Regions from separate parts of the Homo sapiens genome. Here all the other regions are linked to region 3. The links are chromatin contacts, found by Hi-C or POLR2A ChIA-PET in ENCODE. All regions are on one chromosome and are shown on one strand. The core of a region is the stretch at or near the end of the contact, and the rest is flanking DNA. Distances in the headings are between cores, read along the strand shown. Region 1 holds the start of TFAM (transcription factor A, mitochondrial). Region 2 overlaps CCDC6 (coiled-coil domain containing 6). Region 3 overlaps LOC102724768 (a long non-coding RNA gene).

Region 1 (4,948 bases), core at 2,449-4,948, 660 kb after region 3:
TTCATAACTCTGTTCCTGTAGTTTCCATTACTGTTCTACGAACTGTACACCTTAAATGTGGATACATCTGCAAGTAGCAACAAGGATTTCCAAACAGACTCAATGGCAAGTGGTCCTAGTGGCTATCTCACTTTTCATAAGAGAACTATCCCACTTCTGCCTAACTGAAGAATACTTGATGACATTCTACCATATTTTATTTGCCTATTAAGAGAAAACTACCTATATTCATAGTTATATAAATCTCAATTCTTTACCATAAGAAAAAAGTATTTCAATGATACTCACTTTTTTTTTTGTCATAGCTTTCCTTTTTAAATGTTTGTCCATGATTTCTTTTTCCAAAGACATAATCTGACTTGGAGTTAGCTGTTCTTTAAATCTGCTTATCTCTTCTTTATATACCTGCCACTCCGCCCTATAAGCATCTTGATATATCTATAAATAAAAAACCCAAGTAAGTCAACAAACCATTGCTGGCAAATTCAACATAGCACATGCCAGGGAAAGGCAACTGCATGACTTCAGACAGACAGATTTTATCACCAGGTGGAAAATGTGCTCTGGGATGAGATGTATATGGATTAAAACATACATTTTCCTTATATATACTAATCAAGGTGAGAGTTTAGTAATCAGCTTCCATTTTCAAACTACTGCCACTTCTTCACCTCCACCCCATACATCCATATTCTCATTATTTATGCAGATGAGAAGACATAAAGTTTCTTTGTAGATAACAGATTATTTTTTAAAAAGTCTGATCCATCTGGTCCTTTAAAGGACATGACAATTGCTCCTAACTGCAGAATAACTGGTCAGCAATGTTGAAAACTTATGTGCTTACTTTTTTCTTTGAATCAGGAAGTTCCCTCCAACGCTGGGCAATTCTTCTAATTAGTTCTGTAGTTTTTGCATCTATGGAATGAAATAAAAAGAAAAAAGATGCCACAATTTTACCTCTCAGGATTAATTTCTAAAGATATCCAGGAAAGCACAATCCATACCACACATAACTTAATATAATGATTTAACTTTCCTTTATCCAACTAATTTAAACGTAAGTAATTTATCCAACATTATCAAAAGTCTATTATCTAACAACTAAGGAGTATACCATATACCACCAGAAACAGTCAACAGTTTGATTACTAGGATTTTTTTTTTTTTTTGAGACAGGGTCCGTCACCCAGGCCATCACCCAGGCTGCAGTGCGGTGGTACAATCTTGGCCTAATGCAACCTCCACCTCCTGTGCTCAAGTGATTCTCCTGCCTCAGCCTCCCGAGTAGCTGGGACTACAGGTAGGCGCCATCATGTCCAGCTAATGTTAGTATTTTTTGTAGAGACGGGGTTTCGCTATGCTGCCCAGGCTGGCCTCAAACTCCTGAGTTCAAGCAATCCATCTGCCTCAGTCTCCCAAAGTGCTGGGATTACAGGCGCGAGCCACCACACCAGGCTGATTACTAGTTTAAGAAGCTGGATGATCAATTGCTTCAAGTTTTTTACTTCCCTTCCATATTTCAAGCAAAACACTTTTTCAAGTCTTTGAGGAATTCCTAAATTTATAAAAGCTAACAACAAAATACATTCTCGATCCATATAACACAGCCTCGTATTTCAATAACAGAAATATCATTTGGAAACAAGCTATTCGAAATTCAATCTGTTATTCTCCACTTCCTTCTTCATCTTAACCGGAATGATGGCGTGCAATTAATTGATTTTTAAAAATACCTGTTAGTACTAACTCTTACATTTAAAAGATGTGGGTACTTAAGCATGTCTCTGAAACTAACTCCTTACCTATAATGTGAGCTTTTTTTTAAAATTATTATTGTTTTTTGAGACAGGGTCTCGCTCTGTCACCCAGGCTGGAGTGCAGTGGAGCAGTCATGGCTCACTGCAGCCTCAACTTCCTGGGATCCAGTGATCCTCTCACCACAGCCTCCCAAGTAGCTGGGACTACAGGCACTGCGCCCCCATGCCCACCTCATTTTTGTATTTTTGGTAGAGACAGGATTTCCATGTTTCCCAGGCTGTTCTCGAACTCCTGGGCTCAAGCAATCCACCCATCTCGACCTCCCGAAGTGCTGGGATTACAGGTGTGAACCACCTCACCCAGCCTGATGTGAGCATTTTTTATTCTCGCCGAGAGGCTTTCTAGAGAGTCAACAAACATCCTACCTGGAAATGTTTTTTTTTTAGGAACCCAAGACAAGAAAGGATTTATCCTTTACAACCCACCATCCCCTTGGCAAGGTCGAGGTCTGAATCAAAGAACCAGAGTGGCTCTGAACTCCTATGATGAAAAGGTTTATCCTTTCTTATCTTGAAAGCTCTTGAAATTAGCAGTAAATTGCATAGAACTTTACAGTTCTACAGAACTTACAGTTTATGGATGCTTCCACAGAAGTTGCAACTTTATTAACAATTCCCTGAGCCAGAAAAAGGAGGAGCTAGGCAAGAGAAAATAATTCATCAGTGGTCCTCTAGACCAAAGGCAACAAGGCCCCAAATTCAGCTTTTTTATCCTCTTCCTAGGGTGCTTTCTACACTATACGTTATTTTTAAAATACCATTTACTAGTTCTCATTTATATTTAAAGCATTTCCATTTGGTATAAAATAGAACTTCCTATTTTACAGACATCAAATGATTGTTCCTGCAGTCACTGAATGCTTTAGCACTGCAATTCAACATTGGTATTTAACTGCTTAATGGCATTTTTATTACATGAGAAAAGGGTATATGCCCCAAAACTCCTTACCTGGGTTCTGAGCTTTAAATATGGGTAGTTGTTCTTTAGAAAATCGAAGGTAAGAACTTACAGGTTTCTTTGGACAACTTGCCAAGACAGATGAAAACCACCTCGGTAAATACACAAAACTACATATAAACAAAAAGAAAATAACCAGTGTCAGATGTTTAACTGTCAATATTCACATGTATATGAACACAGATCCCAAATAAGAAATGTCATCAAGATACTATGTATCCAACGCCTTCAACAAGAATGCTAGAGACTTATTAAAACCCTGTCCTAAACGGAGGGGAGCGTCTGCAGGACTGAAGTCTCAAAGCCCTTACCTCCTAGGAAGGGCAGGGAGTGAAGGAAAGCGTCTATACTCCAGCTCCTGGGCCCCGCCTCCTCAATGCCTAGATGATGGCCGGAGACTCGGCGCGAATTCGCAGAGGAGGCGGAAAGGATCCAAAGCTGGACAGTGAGGAGGGATGGGAGAAGCGAGTGGAGGGTAGCAAGAAGGTACGGCGTATTAAGAGAGTAAATAAAGGCCTGGTCTCAAGGCCACCGTCCCCTTGGCAAGGTCGCGGTCTGAATCAAAGAACCAGGGTGACTCTGAACTCCTAGGAGGGGCAGAAAGTGAAGGATAGGGTCTACATTCCAACCCCGGGACGTCCTGGGCCCTGCTGCCCCTAGGGCACAGGCAAGCGGGCCTACCTGAAGGGGGAGCGCAGTCGACTTCCACAGCCGGTGCACAGCTCTGCTCCAGACCTTCCCAGGGCACTCAGCACGCCCCACATGCTTCGGAGAAACGCCATCGCTCCGGTGGATGAGGCAGTGACCCGACCCCAATCTCGGAGAGCCTCCTGGCAATACACAACTCCAGCAATCACAACTGGAACCCGCGTGCGACCCTCCGGCGTGTGTTATCATGCCCGCCACTAGCGAGGCACTATGGGAAATCTGCTAACATCCGGTCGGTAGATGGGGGCGGGGCGGGGCGGAATTGGCGCAGGCGCGGGAGAGCGTACCCCGGTGGGCGGCCTTGCGGGGGAGGAATAAGAGCCGCGGAGATGAAGGGAAACCGCAATCCTCTAGCCTGCGGAGGGCTCTGGCTTCGAGGCGGCGCTGTTGAGCCACCTCTGTCCCCGGCCGCCCGGAGCAGTGGGTTCCTCTGCCGGGCCAGGAGGGTGATGGAGGGACCGCGGCGGCGGCCTCACCCCAACCCGGCGTTGGCCGGTGTCCGCCCGTGACGGTCACAAGGGCTGTACGTAACAGACAGTCCTGCATCCAGGACCCCGAGGTCCGATCGGCGGCTGCTGCGCGCCCAGCGGAGCGTCTCAGTTCAAGCCAGGGCTGGAGCTCGGAGTTCAGAAATAGTAACGGGAGAGGCGGGGATTCGCAAACCTAAAAATGCAGATTCCAAGGCCTTACCGCAGAGCTTAATTCCGTGTGTCTATGTGGGGCCCATTAATCTTCATTTTAGCGAGTTCCCCAGAATTTAACAAGTTCTAATGTCGGTGGTCTTGAGACCACATTTAAAGCAATATAGCTTTAGACTGTTTATTCTACCATCTACTGCAGTCTTTCAGTCTGGCCTCCAGCTTGCTTAATTTGAGCAGAGGAAACTGGCTAGTTGTCCACAGTCGCTAGTCTCAATTCTTCTAGTTCCAGTATTAACATTAACGTCTTGACTTGGGAATATTGCATTCCCTCGTTAAGATTCAGTTTCCCCCTCTGCAAACGAGGATGTTAGACTAAATCAGTTTTCCCAGCCAAAGCCCTGAGAACGTGTGACAAGTATGCCTTGAGACATTGATGTGTCAAAAATTGCTGTATAATTTTTTTATTTGTGTTATAGAAATACCATTTTCTGTATAGGCAATGGCATGAAAAAGATTAGGAAGACCTAAAGATACCTAAGGGTCCTTCCAGCCCTTAAATACCAGTTGTTTCAGAGCTAACCACCTTCTGAGACAGCCTTTCTTCTGTTGGATAGCCGTAATTGTTAGAAAATTCTTACCAGTGTCATATTGAGCTGACAGTCTATTTACCTTTCTGTAACTATGAAAACATTGGCTCTCTGGAAGTAGGACTAAGCCTACTTCTTCTTTTAAGCGGTAATAACCACTTCCCTTTTATAGACTCCCAGGGTTGAAAGGGACCTTCCAAGTCATCTGTTCAAACCTCCCATTCTGGCATGGAA
Region 2 (4,599 bases), core at 1,049-3,548, 830 kb before region 3:
AATTGGCTTAGAAGTAAGTGAGAGAACAGAGATAATATGGCTTTTAGTACCAAATGCTTCTCTTAGTAAGAATCTACAGATTGGTTGATGTTAGGAGTTTAAAACTGTTTTTGGAGCCCATTAAAGACATGTCTCCTGTTTGTATGGGTCACTCTCTCAAGTCACATAAGAAGGTGGTGGTCTTTGTAAAAATGCTAGAAAATGTTGGGAAATTTGTTCAAAGTTTGAGGCTTTCTGTCAAACTTGAGGGTTTTGAACTCTGACAACAATACATTAAACTTTATCCAGTTTATACTGCATACAGAGTTTCTTAAAGCAGGCTCTACCCTGATCACCATCAGTATATGTGATAGGGATCTTAGCCCTCTGTTCTCAAATATAGTTTAGGGAGTTTTAGAGGAAAGTGTGTTTCCTCATTAAATAATCAGTTGAGTTGACTCCAATTTGTGTACGTGAAACCAACAAAAAGAATATAAACTTTTAATATTATGGTCCAGTTGGATAGGATTTATAATTTTGAGTAACCTTCCAGTAAAACTTTGTGATTCATTAAGTTTTTCCCTGTCATCAGCCTGTGCTGACATAAGTTCAGCTGATAGAATTGAAAAGAGCAAAGAGAAGAAAAAGTCTAGACTTCTAAATACAGTGCGAGAGGGAGATGATGGCTGCCATGAATGGTATTAGCATTGCTTCTTGTATCAAGTGTGACAGTTGGCTCATCAGGGACATCGGAGTACGTCTTAGTTTTTGATTCTGCAATACCTTTGCAAGGTATTGATACCATCATTTCACTTGGAGGTCATAAAAGGGAGAGTTTATTTCCTTTCCTTGTTCCCTGTCCCATAGCTTCCAGTATCACATTTCACTCATTGCTATACTTTAGTCCTTTTCGTAACTGACAGTGTTGTCTGCTTATTGCAAAGACACATGGTATTTAACTCAAAGACTAAGACTCAGAGTCCATTGATGGAACAGAGACTGGAGAGACCACAGTGGGCAATGGACCCAGTTGATAGGACCCTTCCAAGTCCCTGGGACTCACTGTGTTTCGGGGGTACGAATATATCATTTTTTTCTTTTTCCTACTGAATTAAACCTTTTTTTTTCAGTTAAAGTCGATCAATACGGTAAACACCCTTACACCCCTCACCTAATTTTACTAATTTTTTTTTTTGAGGCAGAGTCTTGCTCTGTCGCCCAGGCTGGAGTGCAGTGGCGCGATCTCTGCTCACTGCAACCTCCGCCTCCCGGGTTCAAGCGATTCTCCTGCCTCAGCCTGCTGAGTAGCTGGGATTACAGGTGCGCGCCACCACGCCCGGCTAATTTTTTGTGTTTTTACTAGAGGCGGGGTTTCACTGTGTTACCCAGAATGGTCTCGATCTCCTAACCTCATAATCCGCCTGCCTCGGCCTCCCAAACTGTTGGGATTACAGGCGTGAGCCACTGCTCCTGGCCAGTTTCACTAATGTTTAAGGTTACCACTTCCATGTCACCACTTCTCCCTGGCTTTCCTTCTCCCGCCGGCTTTCCTTTCCTTCTCCCCGCGGCTTTCCTTTCCTTCTCCCCGCGGCTTTCCTTTCCTTCTCCCCGCGGCTTTCCTTTCCTTCTCCCCCTGGCTTTCCTTTCCTTCTCCCCCCGGCTTTCCTTTCCTTCTCCCCCTGGCTTTCCTTTCCTTCTCCCGCCGGCTTTCCTTTCCTTCTCCCCCTGGCTTTCCTTTCCTTCTCCCCCTGGCTTTCCTTTCCTTCTCCCCGCGGCTTTCCTTTCCTTCTCCCCGCGGCTTTCCTTTCCTTCTCCCGCCGGCTTTCCTTTCCTTCTCCCCCCGGCTTTCCTTTCCATTCTCCCGCCGAGCATTACCTTTCCATTCATCCCCCCGGCTTTACCTTTCCTTACTACCCCGGACTTTCCTTTCCTTACTCCCCGCGGCTTTACCTTTCCTTCTCCCCCCGGCATTTCATATTCCTTCATCCCGCCGGCTTTCCTTTCCTTCTCCCCGCGGCTTTCCTTTCCTTCTCCCCCCGGCTTTCCTTTCCTTCTCCCCCCGGCTTTCCTTTCCTTCTCCCCGCGGCTTTCCTTTCCTTCTCCCCCTGGCTTTCCTTTCCTTCTCCCCGCGGCTTTCCTTTCCTTCTCCCCAGCTTTCCTTCTCCCTCCCTCTCCTTCCCTCTCTGTTTCTGTTCCCTTTTGCCCAACCATCTGAAAGCAGGTTTTGGATACAAGAGCACTTCATTCCTAAGTATTCGTAAGTATTCAGTGTGCCCCTCCCAGGGACAGGAACGTGGAGTGAGGATATTTTTGAGGTTACGTCTACCCTATCACACATTGTCCCCTTCATGGGGACTCTCACAAGAAAATTGTTTTCTTTGGTCTTAATACCAAGTAGAGCTCCTCAGTTTTGGGGCAACAAAAACTGCTTAGGCAGCCAGGATGTTCAGCGAAGTTTTCAAAATGCATACTACCTGTTGATCAGCATGTGTGTAATTTCAACTTTTGGCTTCATTTGAATATTGGACTTTTTTTCTCCTCTGGCCATCCATGCCTCCTCTCCCTTTAAAATCTTACACATTTATGCAAGAACCCCCCAGTGAATTTTAGAATGAATTCATGTATTAAAAATTAGCCCAAAATGAATCTGAAATTTTAGTAGGCCCTCAGCTGATCCCTAAGAGAGGAAAGGGGCATAATTGTCTCACCTCGTTATGCCCCTTCTGGGACACCAAGATAAAGAAGGTGGAATTTCCCCCATGTGAAGCCCCAACAGTTTCTTTTTTTCTTATGAATGTGCTGCCGGGATGTTCATCTTAAAACCATTCTGAAGTCTTACAGGACACATCACACTCTGGCTCACACCCACTTCTCGGGGATTGCCCTGGACCTCTCATTCTCTGGGCTGGGGTGACTGTCAGTATCAGGGGCCCAGGAACAGTGGTGAGTGGTAGGAAGTGGTGACATCTGTGATAATACAGTGAAAACAGTAGACAAGATATTGGTTGAAGATGGCTATTATGGTGGAAGATGTGGATTTAGTCAGAAGGCACATGGCTGAGGAGACTGTTGGGACCTGCTGGGCGGGGCTGAAGGGCTTTGGTTGGGGAAGGAGGAGATAAAGGGAGTGCAGCAGGGGGTCGGGCAGACAACGCTCTGCTCTGCCAGATTATAGAAAGGTAGTCATCTCTGATCATGTCAGAACTGATCGTTCCTTCCTGAGTTGCACAGAGGTGGCACTGGGCAGAGACTGGATAGCAGGACATCAGTGGTTTGAACCACCATCCTCTGTGCACCAGGCTAAATACAAGCAGTAACTCACATAACTCTCAAAAGGAGCCTGTGAGTATAAGAGTTATCCTCATTTACAGATGGAAGATGTGTCTCAGAGAGGTTAAGGAACTGGCCTAAATAGTGGACATATGCCACTTTCAGAGCCTCAGTTAAGTGGAGGCTGCTCTGTGACATGCTACCACTTTATCTTTTCCTTTTAAAAACTTTTTTTGGAGTATAACTTATACACATATGGTAAGTGTACATTTTGATTCATTTTCACAGATTGAAGGCACATGTGTAACTTGCACCCAGATCACGAAACAGAATATTACTAATACCTGGACTCCACTGTGCCCCCTTCCGGCCATTATCCCTCCAAGGGTAGCCACTATGTGGAGTTTGAACTCTGCTTAACTGGAATTAGACAGTGTGTACTTTTTAAGTGTTTAATGTCTTTCTCCCAGCATTATGTCTGTGGGATTTATCTATATTGTTGGTCTCTTCCCGTCTGAGATTGGGTCTTAGAACCTAGAGTGTCCAGAAAAACCATTTGTTACTATAGGGCAAAACCATTTGTTACTATAGGGCTGTAAAGTCCCCTGAGTGTACAGTTGGTATTTTCAGAACTTGTAAAATTGGAAAATGTGGTCCTCTCGGTGTCATCGTGGTCTGCCATGCTTTGAGCATTAGAAGAAAAAGCTACCTGGTTTTCAGAGTTCTTGGTATAGAGGATTCTCTGTATATTAAGAAGGAAATGTCTTCGGTATTTTTTAAAGAATGGATTAAAAATATTGATGCACTCAGAGCCTCTGCCAGAGACATTTTCTCTTATAGATGTAGCATGCTTCTATGCAATAGCTAGGATCCTGAAAAGTTTATTTGCAGATGAAGTTAAATTCGGTTTTATCAAAATGTAAATGTATGAGGGAGCCTGATGGTGAAAGAAAAGGGAAATTGGTAAAATGATGAATCATTTGTGCCCTCAAAGACCTCTAGGCACATATTGAACAAGCTTGGGTTTATCGTTCATTGCATTGAGGGGAAAACACATTAAAGAGCAGAAAGGGGTGTTAGAAAGAACCTATTGGAAACTTGGGGCTTTGGTTGAGTAATATTGGGAAGGGTTGATGGAAGCAGGGAAGCAAAGGTTCTTTTTAGATTGGGTGTTTTCAGAAAGTGGGAGCGATTCTGTGATTGGGTATCTCAGTACCTTTAGGGAAGGCAGATTAGAGCCAGGCTACAGCTGTAATTAGTAAAGAAGTAGTGGTTACTCAATTTTGCCGAGATGGGATATGTTTGTATTTTGTGGGTTTCACAGTGATCTTGTTTTGTCTCACTTTGTCA
Region 3 (4,684 bases), core at 16-2,515:
ATGACACATCTCAAAATAAGACAGACAAGTGGCCAAGAAACATTTGAAAAGAGCTCAACATCACTAATCATCTGAGAATTGCAAATCAAAACCACACCGACATACCATCTCACACCAGTCAGAATGTCTGTTATTAAGGAGTCAAAAAGTAATTTGTTGATGGGGCTATGAAGAAAAGGGGATGCTTATACACTGTTGGTGGGAATGTAAATTAGTTCAGAGATGATGGAAAGCAGTTCGCAGATTTCTCAAAGAACTAAAAACAAAACTATCATTTGACTAAGCAATCCCATTAGTGGGTATATATCCAAAGAAAAATAAATCATTCTACCCAAAAGACACATGCACTCGTATATTCATTGCAGTACTATTCACAGCAGCAAAGACATGGAATCAACGTAGGTGCCCATCAACAGCTGGCTGGATTAAGAAAATGTGGTACAAATACACTATGGAGTGCTATTCAGCCATGAAACAGAATGAAAGTATGTCCTTTGTAGCAATATGGGTGCAACTGGAGGTCATTATTCTAAAACAGGAACCGAAAACCAAATATTGCATGTTCTCATTTATAAGTGGGAGCTAAACATTGGGTTCACATGGAGATAAAAACAGAAACAATAGACACTGGGGACTACTAGGTGGGGGGTCAGGAGGGGAGGGCTGAAAAATTACCCATTAGGCACTATGCTTACTATCTGGATGATATTAATTGTACCTCAAACTTCAGCATCATGCAATATACCCATGTAACAAACTTGCACATGTACCCACTGAATCTAAAATAAAAGAGGAAAAAAGAAAAGATCAGTTAATTCAGCTCCCATATAGGAAAGTTACTATAAAAACAAACAAAAAACTATAATGAATCCAATACTGGTTCATAACACATTCCATTATGAAACCATAAGAAATAATTACTTTCTATGCAGCGGAAATGGTACTCGGTGCTTCTGCCTAAATTTTAAAGATGAGGAAATTGAAGCTCATAGAGTTTAAGTGAGTTACTCACAGTCATACCTGAGTCTATTTGATCTATTGCCTCTGCAAAAGCTTTGATAAAGCTTTGGGGTCTACGCAATTCTCACACTAAGGGAATATGGTATAGACTAGGTTCTGACTTTCTTATACCAGGTACTATCCTTGCTTAATGTGCCAAACAAATGGTATGGAAGAATCACTTCTGTGGCATAGACTGACCAGGTGTTCACCTAATCTATTTCCTCTTACTCCTGGGAAGGCAGCCAGATTGTATTTACCAAGCTCTTTGCAGCGAGTTGTGGTCCTATGATTTTCTGGGCAATAGAAGATCAGTGGATGTGACGTGTTCTACCTCCAAGCCTAGCCCAAGAGCAACAGGATAGAAGAAAATTAGATCTCTCAATCACTTCTCAGAGGAGAGACATACTGGTGTTACGAATACCCATTTAGTTTTGACTTGCATGAAAAAAAAATAACTTCCATTTTTTCAAACTACTGAGATTAGGGTATTTATCTGTTATGGCAATCAGAATAATCTTGGAGGCCTTTTCCTTGGTTTCACACTAAGTGGTCCTGTGATTGATATCAACAGCTATTAATTAAGGTGGCAGCTGAATCAAGTTGGTGAGGGCTGCCAATGCCTTCCTCAAGACAGGAATCAAATTTTGTAAATTGTTTGTGTGAAAGTCCTTCAAAACTGAAATAGAAATTCAATAATTATAAAGAATACAATTAGGAGCAAGCATGAACATACTCAAATATATGATGAGAAAAATTGACTAACCACGGTTCTTCCCGCAAAAAAAAAATCTCATGGTCAAAATATAACACAAATTGGACATAAATAAGCAACAATGTTGCTAGTTTAGATGCAATTATTGGTAAATAGACACGCATAAACATATACCCAAGATATGTGAAGAAGAGTCACATTAATACAGGAATTTGGGGTAGAGGGGTCCTTTTAAAATATGAGAACCTATTATCCACAGCTAAAATCAGACATAGGTGTCACCAAAAAAGCAATGTGAAATTAGATTGGATAGCATTAGGTTTTTAGTATAATTGACCCTTCCTTTGCCTGTGACTCCGTGTGAGGAATTGGTGATGGGCAGTGTGACCATGTGTCCCACTTTGCCCAGGTTAGTCCAAGTTTGTGACTACTGTGCCCCCTTTCTTTCTCCAGAGTGCCCCAGTTTGAATGATAAATTATACAAAAATTATATGATTCCCTTGTTTGGTGGCAAACTGTGGGAGCTCAGTACAAACTTTGCTCTCCACTCCCAACTGCTGATGGTCATGTAAGGCTACCAGTATCACAAATACTACCACGAAAGTTTGGTTGATGAAGCAGAAAGCATTTTCCCTCCCTGTCAACTTTATAAGATGGCTATTTGATTACAGTTTGGGATGAGATCGATGCACTGTCACTCCTTCCCCTATGCTCCACTCCCATAAGAGAATAGAAGGGTAACCTTCTCTTAAATGCAGGAGATAAGTTACATTGTTACAAACCCAAAATGGACATAGCAAATAAGTATCCTGTATTATATTTAATCATTACCAGAACGAAAAACAACAGATCAATGATATTAAAATGAAAAAATCATCATTTTAGTTGGATTTCCCCCAAATTTTACCTGGATCTAAATAACTCTATACCATATGGCATTGAGTTATAGCAACAGACATTTCACAAATGGTGTATATTACAGGGCACACTGGGATGTAATTCTGAGTGATGCTTTGTCTCTTATTTGGGGGAGGATTCTGTGAAGGAGGAGGCAAGTGGTGGAAACTCCTCTGAAATATCTTGCATGCTAAAGGTATCATAGTCATTGCTATGGCTCTGATTCTCAATCTGAGCTTTCCATAGCCCTGGAGAACTCCAGGTAACAATAAACATGATGTATCTTTTTAGGAGATTCAATTTCACTTGGTGTTTATAATTTCAACTTTTTAGTACTTGAATAAACTTGAATATATTGTTAAATGGAATGCAAAACATACATGGATTTTTAAGATTAAAAAGATGAGCTCCTAAATAATCTCTCCCATTTCTGGTGGACCATGTTGTGATTCTCCCCATGTATTCTGAATACCAGGTGGAAAAATTAGAAAAGTGCTGCTCTAAGATAAAGCACATTGGGGCCTTGATCATCCAATCATCTGTTTGTTACCATGGTCCCAAGCTTAATGGGCTATAATATAGCCTGGGGGTTAAGACCACAGGCTCTGATATTGAGCAGACTTGAGTTTTGTCCAGGCTGTGCCATGTACTATCTCTAAAACCTATCATGAATGTGAAATAGGGGTAATGATTGCCATAGTATTTTAACTATTAAAGAATGTATGTAAGTTGCTCAGCACAATATCTAGCACATAGTAAGCACTCCATAATTGTTCATGATTATTGCTTCTTCAGAGGTCTCCTGGACCTATTCATTGGACCTCTGTGATCACCTACTCTGTACAATTTTGTTCCAGAAAGTGTAAAAAGAGACATAGAAAAGCTGCAAGTGATCCTGAGGAAAAAAAGCAACAACGAAGGCATTTTAAAAAACATAAAAAAGCATAGGGGAAGCTGTAAATAAAGATGAAAGGAGCTGGAGTGTTTTTAGCTCAGAGAAGAGGAAGCCAAAAAGCGACAATAGCATTCAAGTGTAAGAATCATTAAGAGGATGAGACTGACAGGTTGTTTTCCATTTCAACAGGGGTTAGCACACATAAATATTACAGCAAAATAACTTGATTTGACACAACTAAGAACGTCTTTTCAGGGAGAGTGACAATACTAACACAGCATCCTAGAGAGGATATGGACATGTCAACCTTGGTTCCATCTAAAAATATCCTGGCTAATTTAGGTGAAGATCTGGTTGTGGCTGCCCTGACTGACCTTTTGAATATGAGTCTCAGAGATAAGTTTTCAAGCAGCTCAGGGACACAGTTTTTGGTAGATGTTCATATCAGACTCTGTAACATAGGGCAGAGTGATATATCCAGTCTTTTTGAGAGACATTTATAAAAATTAATGTGATATATAATCAGATGAATAGTCTTAATTTTAAAACAATAATGATGGTAATGTTAATAACAATGCTAACATTTTCTAAATACTTAATTACATGAAAGATTCTATTCTAAATATGTTATATATCTTATCTCTTGCTGTTTCAATAATTAGCATTTTCACTTAATTACATGAACTCTTCCAACCCAGGTGTGCCTTGGACCTTTTAGTTTAAATCTACCCAGAGGTGAATACATGATGAAGGACACCCCATCTAACCAAATTCTACCCATCCTTCTTTGCCAGGCTTAAATTATTCCTTCTCTGTGAGAGCAGTCTGACTTTCTCTAGTCATTTTATTTTTCTCTGAACTCACAACACTTATCCTCAGTACCATTCAGAGTGACTTAATCACATCATTACTTTGAGGTATTTGTGCTGTTGTTTTGCTTGGCTATTCAACTCTTATCCCTTAGGTTAACTCTTCATGGAAGCATGTCACATCTTCCAAATCTTATTATGAACTCTCCAGGAGAACTAACTGTAGTAATGATATATGTTGGTTTCTTTGGCTGTACAGTATTCATTTTCCTACTTTGGTAACAGCAACATTTTTTTCTTTAGAAAAATATTCTCTCTGTTCCAAGATGGCTGAATAGGAACAGCTCCAGTGTACAGCTCCTAGCGTGA

What was found. Hi-C counts contacts between places; a loop is a spot of excess contacts on that map. ChIA-PET counts read pairs that join two places held with the same protein, here RNA polymerase II (POLR2A). Pooled maps may share reads with other maps.
Region 1: a pooled map shows a loop between it and region 3 (6-fold over the local background). The contact joins the promoter of TFAM here to the enhancer-like site in region 3. A Hi-C loop is called at or near these places in 3 of 37 single-sample maps with no recorded cell type and 2 of 50 pooled maps. POLR2A ChIA-PET finds 5 or more read pairs at or near these places in 1 of 52 experiments (Panc1).
Region 2: a map with no recorded cell type shows a loop between it and region 3 (6-fold over the local background). The contact joins two enhancer-like sites. A Hi-C loop is called at or near these places in 4 of 37 single-sample maps with no recorded cell type and 3 of 50 pooled maps.

What each region holds. Positions count from the first base shown.
Region 1 is chr10:58,384,160-58,389,107 of GRCh38, reverse strand. It overlaps TFAM (transcription factor A, mitochondrial), which reads right to left and starts at 3,698. Exons shown (of 7, transcript NM_003201.3): 1 at 3,460-3,698; 2 at 2,770-2,888; 3 at 848-918; 4 at 289-438. The coding sequence starts at 3,560. RefSeq lists enhancers at 3,298-3,954, 4,148-4,247 and a silencer at 3,638-4,017.
Region 2 is chr10:59,879,535-59,884,133 of GRCh38, reverse strand. All of the region lies in intron 1 of CCDC6 (coiled-coil domain containing 6), which reads left to right. Among named protein-coding and RNA genes, the nearest start is that of CCDC6, 25 kb to the left of the region's middle. RefSeq lists enhancers at 2,671-2,820, 3,051-3,100. Within about 2 kb of position 2,298, at least 2 of the 41 ENCODE cell types and tissues checked have a DNase peak (open chromatin) inside an H3K27ac peak, as active enhancers do.
Region 3 is chr10:59,043,937-59,048,620 of GRCh38, reverse strand. The region is part of intron 2 of LOC102724768 (a long non-coding RNA gene); the gene reads right to left. Among named protein-coding and RNA genes, the nearest start is that of LINC00844, 47 kb to the right of the region's middle. Within about 2 kb of position 1,265, at least 3 of the 41 ENCODE cell types and tissues checked have a DNase peak (open chromatin) inside an H3K27ac peak, as active enhancers do.